2 separate regions of the Homo sapiens genome follow, and region 2 is linked to region 1. A link is an interaction called in ENCODE POLR2A ChIA-PET data of the cell type or tissue named here. Cell type or tissue: B cell. All regions are shown on one strand. Each heading gives the region's core, and the rest is flanking DNA. Links, peaks and the distances in the headings are about the cores only.

Region 1 (7,774 bases), core at 883-5,882:
TATAAATCCTATATATAAATATTTATCTATATTTTTGTCTATATCTGGCTCCATGTGCTGATTTTCCTTGGCTGCTTCTTAACATAGTTACATGAGACCCTTAGTATTACTTTTACTTCCCTCTCTGTCCATTCAGAATTGTCTGTAGCTCTTCCTGGGAGCTCTGAAAACAACTCTTTCCATTTCTTTCTGAATGCCCCCTCTGCGGGGCTATGATCTAGTCCGTGGCTTGGGTGGAGGGACAGATGTCATCCTGTCCTCTTAGTTTTCCTTTCCCATATCACCAGATTTCTTTCTTCTTTCCGTAGCTAAAGCAGAAGCATATAGGTTTTCATCAGACTCATTTAGACCCTGAATCTGATGTAGGGTTAGTCAGAGCCTGTGAGGTACACACACGATCTAGGAATCTCCCTCACACACACACACACAGAGGCACACATACCCAGGACACCCAAGATACACACACCCCAGAATTTCTGAGGTACATATACACCCTTCCTCAAGATCCTAATTTACTAATTGATAGTGAAATATAATGTTAAGGAAGATTGGGGCTCATGCCTGCAATCCCAGCACTTTGGGAGTCCGAGGTGGGCAGATTGCTTGAGCTCAAGACTTCGAGACCAGCCTAGGCAACATGACAAAACCCTGTCTCCAAAAAATACAAAAATTAGTTGGGCATGGTGGTGCATGCCTGCAGTCCCAGCTACTCAGGAGGCTGAGGTAGGAGGATCATTTGTACCCAGGGCTGTTGACGCTGCAGTGAGCTGTGATCATGCCACTGCACTCCAGCCTGGGCAGCAAAGCCAGACCCTGCCTCAAAAAAAAGGAAGATTGGATTTCTGGCTAGTACATTTTCTCCCTGGAAAGAGAAGGTATAATTGGGAGATTGCTTGGTGAACATGTAATTAGACTGGTATAGAATATATTACTGTGCCATAAACTCAGTTTTCAACTTCTTTTTGGAAAAATAAATGACTAGCTTTCTTGATTTTTCAATTACTGAATAGTTTATCAGTTCAGAATGAATTAGACTCAAGAATAAGAGAACATTCTTTTTATACTTGCACTAAGTGGATGCTTCTGTTATAAATTAGATTATAACTTCAACTTCATCAGCCTTAGTTTAACTCAGGCTCTTATGTTTTTCCTCCTGATGTTTGCTTTTGTTTAAAATCTTATATTTGGAGGCTGATCTCATCTCGCAGGGGTCAGTCCATTCTCCTCCTCCGAGGGTGTAAATCAATCAATCAATAAAATCTTATATTTGGAATGATTTAATGTATGGCTGGAATTTGTCATTTTGCTGTGGTTACATAGTTTGTGGATGTCTGTTAACAGAAGGCCATTAGGAAAGGTAGTAGGTTTTGAGGAAAAGTAGAGAATTTTTTACCAAAAAGTGATTTTCAGCTGAATTTATTTTTGTTCAATATATTTTTTTTGAGACTGGATCTTTCTCTGTCACCAAGTCTGGAGTGTGGTGGTATGATCACGGCTCACGGCTCACGGCTCACGGCTCACGGCTCACAGCTCACAGCTCACAGCTCACTGCAGCCTCAACCACCCAGCCTCAAGCAATTCTCCCACCTCAGCCTCCCAAGTAGCTGGGACCACAGGTGTGTGCCACCACACCTGGCTCTCTTTTTTTTTTTGGTAGAGACAGAGTCTTGCTGTGTTGCCCAGGCTGGTCTCGAACTTCTGGGCTCAAGTGATTCTCCTGCCGCAGTCTCCCAAAGTGCTGGAATTATAGGTGTAAGCCACTGCGCCTGGCCTTCAATAAATAATTATTAAGCACGTGTTATCATGGGATACAACAGTGAACCAAAAATACATGGTTCCTACTCTCAAGGCGGTTTCATTTTAGTGGGAGACATGAATAAATATAAATAAAGATAATAATTATAAATGATGGTAAGTACTATGAAAAAAATAAAGCCATGTCATGCAGGGCAGCTGGGAGGAAGAGCGTAGCTAGTCAAGGAAGGTCTCTCTGAGACGGGGACATTTCAGCTGAAGCTAATGGGCAAGGGAGCCAGCTGTGTGGAGAGCTGAAGCAACAGTGTTCTAGACACAGGAAACAGCTGCAAAAGCCCTTGGCCTCTTCTAAGAACTCTCAGAAACCTGTGGGCCAAGTGTGACAGGAGGTTAGAGAGAGAGACAGAGACCTTGCAAGACCTCAGAGGCCACAGTGTGCAACGTGGACCTATTCTCCATGCCTAGGGCAGCCATTGAAGGCTGTTCACTCGAGGAGTGATGTGATGTGTAGGATTTGCATTTTAAGAGGTGGCTCTGTCTGCTGTCTGGACAGTGGATTGGAAAGAGGTAAGAGTGGAAGCAGGGAGCCTGGTGAGAAGGCACGTGCAGCTGTTCGGGTAGGACTACATTCATGGGTGTTACTGGAAGTGGAGGAAAGACAGACTTGAGGTGTATTTTGGCGCCAAAACTGATGTGACTCGAGGATGGATTGAGATCCTTTTGCATCATAGAAATCAAAAGGGGAATTTCAAGAGAAAGGCTCACTCAGTAACTTCAGATGCTGCCAAGAATCAAGGAGGTTGACAAGTGAGAAAAGACACCTGGATTTGTTTAAGAACTAATTAAAGAGAAAGGATATGAGAAAACTTTCTAGGGGGTGATGGAGATGTTCTGTGTCTGATAGGGGTGCAATTGTTTATAATTACAATAAAAATGGTTACAGTGTAGGTATGTTTTATGTGGTGAAACTGACAATCAAATGGAGTGGAGAATACATGGAAGTATAGATGAAGCAGGAATGGCAGAATGTTGGCAACTATTGAAGTGTTGTGATGGGTACATAGGAGTTTATTTGTATTTACTTTGTACATGTTTTAAATTTTCTATGATAGTTTCTAAAAAGAACTTACTGGTGTTCAAGGGTGCCATTTAATTGGAGTAGGAGGTGCAGAAACCAAATTTTATGGGTTAAAGAGAAATTAAATGATTTTTAAAAATGAGTTATGACTATAGTCCACCACCCAATTTTAGGACATTTGGAAATAAATGGAAGAGAGAACAATGAGGAGGAGGATTAAGTTCAAGTGAAAGATTTTTTTTAAATGGAAGAGGACTATGCATGTTTGAGAAAAGAGGGAAGAAATGGGTTGAGGAAGGCAGAGTGCAGTTAGAAAAAGGTTTCTCAGATTCCCAGGCTTAACGGGCCTCGTACTGCAGTAATGCCTGAGCTCAGGCCCAAATCCTGCTCTTCTGACTCTTGTTTAATGGCGGAGGGAGTTTTGGAGGAGGAAAGAAAGAAAGGAAGTGGGTTCAGCTTTTCTTTGTATTGCCTTCGAAAGAGAAGTCATTGTAGTTGGTAGAGTGTAGAGTACACAGTTGAAGACTTGAAATGACAAGTTTTGATTTCCTATTAAGAGGAAAGGCTTGGAATTGCAGTTGTAGCGAAGGTGCTAAGAATAGTTAACAAATGAATTGGCCGGGCGCGGTGGCTCACGCCTGTAATCCCAGCACTTTGGGAGGCCGAGGCGGGCGGATCACGAGGTCAGGAGATCCAGACTATCCTGGCTAACACGGTGAAACTCCGTCTCTACTAAAAATGCAAAAAAAAAAAATTAGCCGGGCGAGGTGGCGGATGCCTGTAGTCCCCCGCGGGAGGCTGAGGCAGGAAAATGGCGTGAACCCGGGAGGTGGAGCTTGCAGTGAGCCAAGATTGCGCCGCTGCACTCCAGCCTGGGCGACAGGGAGACTCCGTCTAAAAAAAAAAAAAAAAAAAAAAAATAGTTAACAAATGAATAAACGGTCAATATGGTTTACAAAATATCCAGGTAAGTTGTGCAAGTATAGATCAGGAGCCCTTATGGATGGGCAGGGTTGGTATAGAAGTCTTTTTTTTTGAGACAGAGTCTCGCTCTGTTGCCCAGGCTGGAGTGCAGTGGTGCGATCTCGGGTCACTGCAAGCTCCGCCTCCCGGGTTCACGCCATTCTCCTGCCTCAGCCTCCCGAGTAGCTGGGACTTGACAGGCGCCTGCCGCCACGCCCGGATAATTTTTTGCCCAGATAATTTTTTGTATTTTTTAGTAGAGACGGGGTTTCAGCGTGTTAGCCAGGAAGGTCTCGATCTCCTGACCTCGTGATCCGCCCGCCTCAGCCTCCCAAAGTGCTGGGATTACAGGCTGAGCCACTGTGCCCAGCGCGGTATAGAAGTCTTATTGGAGGAAGTGAATTTTGCTGTTCCTCTTGAAGAGTGCTCTCTGAAACTGTGCAGCATCTTCCGTAACATTTTCTTGGAGAGAGATGTTTATTGAAGTTCAGAGATGGATTAGGATTATATATTCTTCGGGAGTTGGGAATTGTAGACTTTGACCTCTTGAGTTTAGGGATTTTTTTTTTTTTCTCTGCCAGAAAGATATAAAGCAGGTGATGGTTTCTAAAAGACTGCTGTAAACAGATTATAGATCATTCCTGAATTATGCACAAGCATAATTCCTTATTTTTGCCTCCTTTCCTCCCCTCCTCTCTCCTGATTAATTCAGCACATATTTATTGAGCACCTACTGTGTGCTAGGAACTGTGTTGGGTGTTGATACACAGAATTGACTCCTTAAACTATTATTTATTCTTTGTTTTAATTATTGGAGCTCCAACCACTTAAAGTGGAGGCAGGAAGAAAGAATGTTAAATTTCACATCAGTTTAGAACGAGCTTTTTTTCCCTGAATGGTCACCAGATTGCAATTTTGTATGACCTAACAAATTTCTCAAAGAGAGTTCTGCTATTGTTGTGAAAGCTTCTATTGTAAATGCTGAAGGAAGACAAGTTGACAGAGTTTTTGTTAATGTAAAACTTCAGATGCCTCTGAACATATCCTTTGGAGGAACAGTGAATATTTCTTACATTTTTCCCAAGGACCACTTCAGGGCTTATTTAATTTTTCTGCTGTGTATGTGAGAGATAAAATTGAATCAAATTAACAGAGTTACCCATGGATCTGTCTTATTGTTCCATATTTTTAGAGGTTAAATATGAAAATTACCTTCTGTGACTGGGTGCAGTGGCTCACGCCTGTAATCCCAGCAGTTTGGGAGGCCGAGGCAGGCAGATGACTTGAGGTCAGGAGTTTGAGACTAGCCTGGCCAACATAGCAAAACCCCATCTCTACTAAAAATACAAAAATTAGCTGGGCCTGTTAGTGTGCACCTGTAATCCCAGCTGTGCCTGTAATCCCAGCTACTCGGGAGGCTGAGGCAGGAGAATCAGTTGAACCCAGGAGGCAGAGGTTGCAGTGAGCCAAGATCACACCACTGCACTCCAGCCTGGGTGACAGTGTGAAACTCCATCTCAATAAAGACGAGACGAGACGGGACGGGACGGGACGGAGCCAGGAGGCAGAGGTTGCAGTGAGCCAAGATCACACCACGGCACTCCAGCCTGGGTGACAGTGTGAAACTCCATCTCAATAAAGGCGAGGCGAGGGCGAGGGCGAGGGCGAGGGGCCTGTAGTCCCAGCTACTTGGGAGGCTGAGGCAGGAGAATTGCTTGAACATGGGAGGCAGAGGTTGCAGTGAGCCAAGATCATGCCCCTGTACTCCAGCCTGGGCAACAGAGTGAGACTCCATCTCAAAAAAAAAAAAAAAAAGGCTGGGCGCAGTGGCTCAAGCTTGTAATCCCAGCACTTAGGGAGGCCAAGGCGGGTGGATCACGAGGTCAGGAGATCGAGACCATCCTGGCTAACACAGTGAAACGCCATCTCTACTAAAAATACAAAAAAATTAGCCGAGCATGGTGGCAGGCGCCTGTAGTCCCAGCTACTTGGGAGGCTGAGGCAGGAGAATGGCGTGAACCTGGAAGGCGGAGCTTGCAGTGAGCCAAGATCGCGCCACTGCACTCCAGCCTGGGGGACAGAGCAAGACTCTGTCTCAAAAAAAAAAAAAAAAAAAAAAAAAAATATATATATATATATATATATTCTGTAAAATCCGGAGGCACAGATATGTATATGCTTCATTGGCCTGATTCCCGTAGAGAGAAATTCATGTGACCTATTTTATTTGGCATTTATGTGCTTATATTATCACACTGATCTGAAAACAGATACTACTATTTTATCTGTCACATGTGGCTTTGACTGGTTAAATGTAATGCTCATTTTTCTTAGTGTCTGGTTTCGCTGTCACATAGTGGAACTGTACATTACTGGGAGGTTTCAGCTCTATTGTGGATTTACTGACACATGCTGAACTAAGCTGTTTATTTGTATCATCTCTTCTTTTTATTGAGATATTATCAAAAATGACATACTTTTATAGTCATTCAGTTTTTTTAATGCAACAAACATTTATTGGGCACCTACTAGTTGCTGATGTCGTAGGTACAGGCATGCAAAGTGATTTATGTAAGACATGGTCTCTGCATTTCGGGCACTTTTAACCTAGTTGAGGGAGGTAACCATACCATACAGGCTATGATACCGATATTAAATATGTGCCTAGGGCAAAGCAATGAATTCTTTCTGGAAGGAAGTCCACAATGGAGAGGGAACACTTGAACTGGGCATTGTAGAAAGACGGGTTTCATGGTTTTTATTGGTTTGTTGTTGAATGGGTGAGGGGGAGAAGGCTATTATATGCAGAGGGAACTGTGTATAGCATATAAGGGGTAATGTGCCGGGCACGGTGGCTCATGCCTGTAATCCCAGCACTTTGGGAGGCCGAGGCGAGCGGATCACCTGAGGTTGGGAGTTCGAGACCAGCCTGACCGACATGGAGAAACCCTGTCTCTACTGAAAATACAAAAAATTAGCCAGGCATGGTGGCATGTGCCTGTAATCCCAGCTTCTCGGGAGGCTGAGGCAGGAGAAGCACTTGAACCCAGGAGGCGGAGGTTGTGGTGAGCCGAGACCGTGACATTGTACTCCAGCCTGGGCAACAAGAGCAAAGCTCCGTCTCAAAAAAAAAAAAAAAAAAAAAAAAAAACAGGTAATATGCGATGGGAGATGGTGAAAAATTTGATTGTGTTTCAGATATCTTGATGTCTGTTACATCACATCAAAACTTAGTGGTTTAAAACCACCATTGTAACCTCCTGAGTGGAATAATTGCAAAAAGTTTAGTAAATACTCTATCCTCAAGGATGTGGAGCATAACTTTCCACTCTTAAAGTGTGGATTCACACAGTGGAGAACCCTAAAGTCAGGCAATCAAGTCAACATCAACAGTGATAAGTCATTTTTATACTTTGTACCCTTGGTACGATGTGAGGAAATGGCACTTCAATTTCTAGTTGTCTTCCCTAAAACCCATTATCCCAGTCTAATCATGAGAAAAACATCAGACAAATTCCACTAGCGGAATGTTCTGCAGAATACCTGATCAGCACTCCTGAAAACTCAAGGAAAACTGAGAAAAATCTGAGGAACTGTCACAGCCAAGAGACAGCTAAGGAGACACAATGACAATGTAATGTGGTATTCTGGATGGGATCCTGGAACATTAGGTAAAAACTAAGCAAATTTAATAAACTATGGACTTTAGTTAATGTATCGGGTTGGGGGGCTACGGGAGGGATAGCATTAGGAGAAATACCTAATGTAGGTGATGGGTTGATGGGTGCAGCAAACCACCATGGCACATGTATACCTATGTAACAAACCTGCATGTTCTGCACGTGTATCCCAGAACTTAAAGTTTAATAAATAAATAATAATGTATCAATATTGGTTCATGAATTGTGACAGATATACTAAGGTAACATGTTACTAACAGCAGAAACTGCATCCGGATAAATGGACTATCTTCCTAAT
Region 2 (7,774 bases), core at 1,793-6,792, 500 kb after region 1:
AACAGGCTATTAGACATGTTGAAAATAAAATGTCATGATTAGCTTGTCCAAATTGTATAAGTCATGCCTGGTTTCCATATATATTGATCCTGCCAGATACACTTTAAGAATCAGCTTTCAGGTAAAGGTCAAAACATTAACTTTTTAAAAAGGGTCATTCATGCTACAGAGTGTCTGATCTAGGAAAATGATTAATCCACTGACTCAGGGTATATAAAGACTCATGACAGATATCACACAAATGAACCATAACATCCTATGAACTTCTACTGGGTAAAAGAAATCTTTAAATTTATCTCAAATGACTAGCATATGATACATTATGTTCTTGGTTCCCTGTTCCCATTCCAGGACTCCTAACCCCCCAAAAAAACATCTGAACGGAAAGGAAGTATCAACAAGATAATGTTAAATAGTTCAATGAATCTATAAAATAGAATAAAAGGCTCAGTGGCTCATGCCTGTAATCCCAACATTTTAAGAGGCCAAGATGGGAGGATCACTTGAGCCCAGGAGATCAAGATCAGCCTAGGCAACAGAGTGAGACACCTGTCCCTAAAAAAAAAATAAAAATAGGAGGGGTGTGTTGGCTCAAACCTGTAATCCCAACACTTTGGGAAGCCAAGGCAGGTAGACTGCTTGAGGCCAGAAGTTCACAACCAGCCCAGGCAACATAGCAAGGCCCTCTCTCTAAATAAATAAATAAATAAATAAATAAATAAATAAATAAATAAATAAGGCCTGGCAGGGTGGCTCACGCCTGTAATCCATAACTTTGGGAGGCTGAGGCAGGCAGATCACTTGAGGTCAGGAGTTTGAGACCAGCCTGGCCAATATGGTGAAACCCTATCTCTACTAAAAACACAAAAATTAGTCGGGCATGGTGGCAGGCGCTTGTAATTCCCAGCTACTTGGGAGTCTGAGGCACAAGAATCGCTTGAACCCCGGAGGCAGAGATTGCAGTGAGCCAAGATTGTGCCACTACACTCCAGCCTGGGCAACAGAGCAAGAAGACTCCGTCTCATAAATGAAAATAAATAAATAACACAGAATAAGTAAATAAAATAGAATAAAAACCCACAACCTCTTTCCCTTCAATGCCACAACCTTAGAGCATGAACCTGGAGTGCAAATTTAAAGAGTGAAAGGCTCTTGCATAGAAGCTTTAGTTCAAGTGATTTCTTCTCATAAAGATGATCACATAAACAATGGACAAAAAAGAAAATAACCCTTACTTTTTTTTTTGAAAGTGTCTCACTCTGTCCCCCAGGGTGGAGTGCAGTGGCATGATCTCAACTCACTGCAACCTCCACCTCCCCGGTTCAAGCAATTCTCTTGCCTCAGCCTCCCAAGTAGCTGGAATTACAGACCCCCACCACCACACCCGGCTGATTTTTTTGTATTTTTAGTAGAGATGGGGTTTCGCCATCTTGGCAGACTGGTCTCGAACTGCTGACCTCAGGTGATCCACCCACCTTGGCCTCCCAAAGTGCTGGGATTACAGGCATGGGCTACCATGCCTGTCCTAAGATTTACTCGTTTTTTTTGAGATGAGGTCTGGCTCTGTCACCCAGGCTGGAGTGCAGTGGCGCAACTACAGCTCACTGCAACCTTCACCTCCCAAGCTCAAGCAATTCTCTCCCACGCCTCAAGTTTCCAGAGTAGCTGGGATTATCGGTGCACAGCGCCGCGCCCGGTTATTTTTTGTATTTTTTGTAGAGACGGGGTTTTGCCATGTTATCTAGGCTGGTCTTGAACCTCTAAGCTCAAGCAATCCTCCCAAAGTACTGGAATTACAGGCGTGAGCCACCACGCCCAGCCAACCCTTACTTTTAATTTCTAAATTTCTCTTGCTCTACATTTTAAAGGAAAGACAATATATACACATATATATGGCAAACTCAAAAAGACTACTTTAAATATATCCATCATATAACTAAATACGAAACACAAAGCCAGGGCCAGGCATAGTGGCTCATGCCTGTAGTCCCAACACTTTGAGAGTTCAAGGCGGGAGAACTGCTTGAGGCCAGGGGTTCAAGGTTACAGTGAGCTACGATCGTGCCACTGCGATCCAGCCTGTGTATCAGAATGAGACCCTGTCTCAAACACACACACACACACACACACACACACACACACTAACTAAAGCCAAAGTTTCAACCATGATAACACCACTCTAACACCAAAATTCAACACAGTGCATTCTAAAATATTAGGAAAGGACAACTTTCCAAGTTCCTGTAAATTTTGTGGTAGAGAAAATATGTACAAATTAACCACAATCAAGAGACCCTGGATCACTTACCCCATTTACAATTTAAAAGATACTGAAACACTGACAAAAAAAAAAATTCTAAAAATGTGGATATTACAGTATGCCTTTATTTGGTAATTTTTTTGTTTCTGAGACAGTCTCACTCTGTTGCCCAGGCTGGAGTGCAGTGGCACAAACACAGCTCACTGCAGCCTCGATCTCCCGGGCTCATGCACTACAAGTGCATGTCACCATGCTGAGCTACTTTTTTTACTTCTTGTAGACACACGGTCTTGTCATGTTGCCCAGGCTGGTCTTGAACTCCTGGGCTCAAGTGATCCTCCCACCTTGTCCTCCCAAAGTGCTGGGATTACAGGTGTAAGCCATAATGCCTGGCCCTTATTTGGCAAGTATTAATTGAGCAACTTAAGATGTGAGGTTACTATTATAGTTTTCCACCTCAGGAATGGCAACCAGATACATATAATGAATACCGCACAGAATATTTTCTGAGCTATAACATCTTGATTACTACTACAAAGAGTTCTCACTATAACTGACATTTTCGCTAACTATGCAAAAGACACTGAACACGAAAAGACATTTACTAGAGGCAAAGTTAGGAACTTCATATACATCATGGTAGGAAGCCAGAATTATTTAATTCAAAAACAGATCTGGATTCAAATCCTGGCCAGGCACAGCGGCTCATGCCTGTCATCTCAACAGTTTAGGAGGTCAAAGCGTGAGGGCAAGAGTTCAAGATCAGCCTGGGGAACACTGTGACACCCCGCCTGCACAAAAAAATTTAGCCGGGCATGATGGCACACGCCTATAGTCCTAGTTATGCAGGAGAACTGCTTCAGCAGTTTGAGGTTACAGGAGTTTGAGGACACAGTGAGCTATGACCCTGCCACTACACTCATGTCTGGAAGACAAAGCAAGACTCTGTCTAAAAAAAACAAAAAAGCAAAACAACAACAAAAATCCTGTTATCTAGAAGTTCCTCTAGAAGCTTCTCTTTGCTCATCTGCAAAATGCTGCTACTACCACTTATTTCAGAGTTCATATGAGGATTAATAAGGTAGCACAATGTCTACTATAAAGTAGATGCCCCTATTACTTCCCTCTTTACATTTCTTCATAATCCTTATAACGACCTCATGTTGTAAGGATTATTAACTCTAGTTTACAGATGAAGAAGCTGAATCACAGGAAGGTTAAGGAGTAAGCCTACAGTCACATACCTGGTAACTGTCAGTACCCAGATCTGCTGTGCCCTAAAACTTGACATGGACATGTTACCTCACTGGATATTTTACTCTGTCATATTATGAAGTTCAGAACTTTGTTTGAATTATGCCCATTATGCTTTAAATTTTAATACAAGAACAATTATTTTCAAAAACCAGAATCACCCATAATTTCCACTCATAATTTTAGAGGACAAAGACCTGTAAATAGCCTACCTATCTAGAAATTCAGTAACAGAGGACACACTCCAGATCTCAAAATGAACTAGCCAAATTACTCATTACAAGCTCTCATTTACACAGAGAATGATTTCTAAATGCATATCAATAAGAATGAGTGGGGAGCAAATGAACCAAACATACCACAGAAGTAAAAATGTGGAAGTAAAAAAAAAAAAAGACATTTTCACAACGCTCTTTCTTCCAAGGATTCTACAGATCTTCTATTACTGCTATATGAGCCGGCCTTAAATACTGTGTGAGGAACTGGCCTGGGCTCAGCCCCTGGACTGTTGTGGAACTCAAATCATTTAATTTCACAGTGCCTCCTCCCACTAAACAATGAGAGAACTGGACTTGAGTCATGAACCACAGAACTGAAGGCAACTTGAGCAATTAGTTCCACCCAATGCACCCTGACAGGTCACCCAATTTCTGCTTTAACACCTGCAGTGACACAGAGTGTAATTATCTTCTCTCCTCATACATGTGATATGGATTCAGTATTTTTAAGAATTTTGGCCAGGCACGGTGGCTCACACCTGTAATCCCAACACTTCGGGAGGCCAAGGCAGGAGGATTGCTGTGGCCAGGAATTTGAGACTAGTCTAGGCAATATAGCAAGACTCTCTTCTCTTCTCTACAAAAAAAATTTTTTAAATTAGCCAAGCAGAGGCTGGGCGCGGTGGCTCACATGTGTAATCCCAGCACTTTGGGAGGCCGAGGCGGGCGGATCACTTGAAGTCAGGAGTTTGAGACCAGCCTGTCCAATATGGTGAAACCCCGTCTCTACCAAAAATACAAAAAAATTAGCCGGGCATGGTGGCACATGCCTGTAGTCCCAGCTACCTGGGAGGCTGAGGCAGGAGAATGGCTTGAACCCGGGAGACGGAGGTTGCAGTGAGCCAAGATCGAACCACTGCACTCCAGCCTGGTCAACAGAGCAAGACTCCGTCTCAAAACATAATTAAAAAAAAAAAAATTACCCAAGCAGGCCAGGCACAGTGGCTCACGCTGTAATCCCAATACTTTGGGAGGCCGAGGCGGATGGATCGCCTGAGGTCAGGAGTTCGAGATCAGCCTGGCCAACATAGTGAAACTCCGTCCCTACTAAAAAAAATATATACATATACAAAAAATTAGCTGGGCGTGGTGGTGGGTGCCTATAATCCCAGCTACTCGGGAGGCTAAGGCAGGAGAATTGCTTGAACCCAGGATGCGGAGCTTGCAGTGAGCCGAGATCCCGCCACTGCACTCCAGCCTGGGTGACAGAGCAAGATTCCATCTCAAAAAAAAAAAAAAAAAAAAAAAAATTAGCCAAGCATGGTGGTACATGCTGTTGTCCTAGCTACTCAGGAGGCAGAGGCAGAAGGATCACTTAAGACAAGGAGTTTTGAGGTTGCAGTGAGCTATGATCCCACCATATGCTTCACAAGAGCTTAGAGGTGGAACTAGGGCCCACACTAATACCTAGAATGAGAACCTGTGTGGCTGAGTTTGAGGGACAAGGTTAATCTGGAGGGCATTTAAAAGGTACAGGACTGGCCAAGCACGGTGGCTCATGCTTATCATCCTAGCGCTTTGGGAGGCCAAGGCAGGCGGATCACCTGAGGTCAGGAGTTTGAGACCAGCCTGGCCAACATATAGTGAAACCCTGCCTCTACTAAAAAATACAAAAATTAGCTGGGCATGGTGGCACATACCTGTAATCCCAGCTACTTGGGAAGCTGAGGCAGGAGAATCGCTTGAACCTGGGAGGCGGCAGTTGCAGTGAGCCATGATCACACCACTGTGCTCTACCCTAGGCAAGAGAACGAGACTCTGTCTCTCAAAAAATAAAAATAAAAAAATAAAAGGTACAGGCCTGGGTGTGGTAGCTGGATGACAGAGTGAGACTCTGTCTCTTTAAAAACAAAACAAAAGAAACAAACAAAAAAACACCTGGGCAGTTTTTAAGTCAACAGAATCGTTTTTCTGTTGTACAAAATCAGAGATTTCAGACTTCAACTTGGAGAAAGCTGAATCCATTTCTATTTCCTTTCCTTTCGACGTAACAAATCTACTTCCTAAAGTAGTAAAATGGAAGTCATCTTCATTAGGAAGATCACTACTGCCTCTAAAGAGTTTATCTAAACTGATGCAGTTTCACAAAATCCGTCCTTTGAATTCCTAAACTTCTATACTCCAGATTTAGAAGTTTCTTATAATTAACTTTCTAATTTATTTATTTACTTGAGACAGTGTCTCATCTGTTAACCAGGCTGGAGCACAGTGGTGTGATCACAGCTCATTGCAGCCTCAAACTCCTGGGCTCAAGCAATCCTCCTGTCTCAGCCTCTCACATGGCTGGGATTATAGGCATGAGCCACAGTACCAGGCCTATACCTTTGAAATTCCCTCCAGGTTAACCTTGTCCCTCAAACTCAGCCACACAGGTTCTCATTCTAGGTATTTTTATTATGGGCCCTAGCTCTTGTGAAGCACATGCTCTTTTAAGTACTGCTTCCAGCTAAACCCATTCTACAGACAGAGAGCCCAGTAAATTCAAAGATACAAGATGGTAAGAGACACCCTTAATGGCAACTTGTGCACCTCCTTGGGTCTTATTTTAACTGTGGAATTCACCTAAATAAAGCCACTGGTTCACTCTACTTTGTAAAATAAAAATTATCTAGATGTAGGTACTTGACATAGAAAAATTGATGGTGAAGCAGCAATGGTTAACATTTAAATGCCTCCTTCTGCATACTCATATCAGTCTATATTCATTCATCTCTCTGACTCCAAACTAATTCACCCAGTCAGTTCTACGCTACTGCCCAAAACCAATGATGATCATAATAACCATGATAATGACATGCATGTAAAGCTGTTCCAAGGACTTTATATATTTTTATTTAATCCTCACAGCAACAATATGAAGCAGGCCCCATTTTTATCCCCATTTTACAGCTAGTGAGTCACAGAGAATATAAAGTAGCAAGAGTATCATAGTCACACAGTCCAAGTTCATACACACGGCCGGCAAGTAGAGCCAGGATTCCGATCTATGCAGTATGACTCTAGTATTTATGTTAACTACTTATGCTGTGTAACTGCTCATCTATCACTAAGTTACTGTTTTCATCAATATAAAAAAAAATGACTCCACCTTCACCATACACATAGATTTCAAATATTTTTCCTTATGTCAACACTGGCCTAAATTACTTAAAACATTTCATGTGAACCTAATTTAGTGTCTACCTCCACATATTAGCCTCCATGTGAAAGGTACATAGTAAACACACAATAAATATTTATAAATATCTGATAAAGGAATTAAATTTTTCCCATTCCTTCATTCCTCCAAAGGTAATCTTTCCTACTCTGAGTCCTCCCCTCTCCCCTACTTCAGAACTTCAGTACCTTCTTTTCAACATTTTCTACTTTACCCACTGTCGTGGCCAGCCTCCAAGATGGCCCCCAATGACCCTCACCTCCTGCCATTTACATTCTTGTGTAGTCCCTTCCCACAATGTGTGGCCAACAGAATACTGGAAAAATGATGGTATGTGACTTCTGAAGCTAGGTCATAAAAGTCAATGCAGCAGCTTGGTCTTTTGTATTACATGCTCTGAGGCAAGCTGGCTGCCATGCCATGAAGGCATTCATGCGGAGAGGCCCACATGAAGAGGAATTGAGATCTCCCACCAACAGCCTGCACCAACCTGCCAGCAATATGAGTAGCCACCTTGAAAAAGGATTCACCAGCCTCAGTCAAGCCTTCAGATGACTGCTACCTCAGCTGACATATTACTGCAATTTTTTTTTTTTGAGACAGTTTTGCTCTGTCACCCAGGCTGGAGTGCAGTGGCACGATCTCAGCTCACTGCAACCTCCACCTCCCTGGTTCAAGCAATTCTTATGCCTCAGCCTCCTGAGTAGCTGGGATTACAGGCATGGGCTGCCACTCCCAGATAATTTTTTTTTTTTAGATACTCTGCCGCCCAGGCTGGAGTGCAGTGGTGCAATCTTGGCTCACTGCAACCTCCGCCTCCCAGGT

Evidence for each region. Peaks named below come from ENCODE experiments on the same cell type or tissue, not always from the same donor. Only the 100,000 strongest peaks of a DNase experiment are listed, where the experiment ranks them.
Region 2: POLR2A ChIA-PET joins it to region 1 with 6 read pairs; 2 of 35 experiments call an interaction of 5 or more read pairs at or near these places.

The regions. Positions count from the first base shown.
Region 1 is chr22:40,127,051-40,134,824 of GRCh38, forward strand. It overlaps a transcript of TNRC6B not described here. Among named protein-coding and RNA genes, the nearest start is that of TNRC6B, 47 kb to the right of the region's middle. In B cell, for the core only: no CTCF peak of the experiment used is centred there; no DNase peak of the experiment used is centred there.
Region 2 is chr22:40,624,759-40,632,532 of GRCh38, forward strand. The region is part of intron 1 of MRTFA (myocardin related transcription factor A); the gene reads right to left. Among named protein-coding and RNA genes, the nearest start is that of MRTFA, 8.1 kb to the right of the region's middle. In B cell, for the core only: no CTCF peak of the experiment used is centred there; no DNase peak of the experiment used is centred there; H3K27ac peaks cover 548 bases.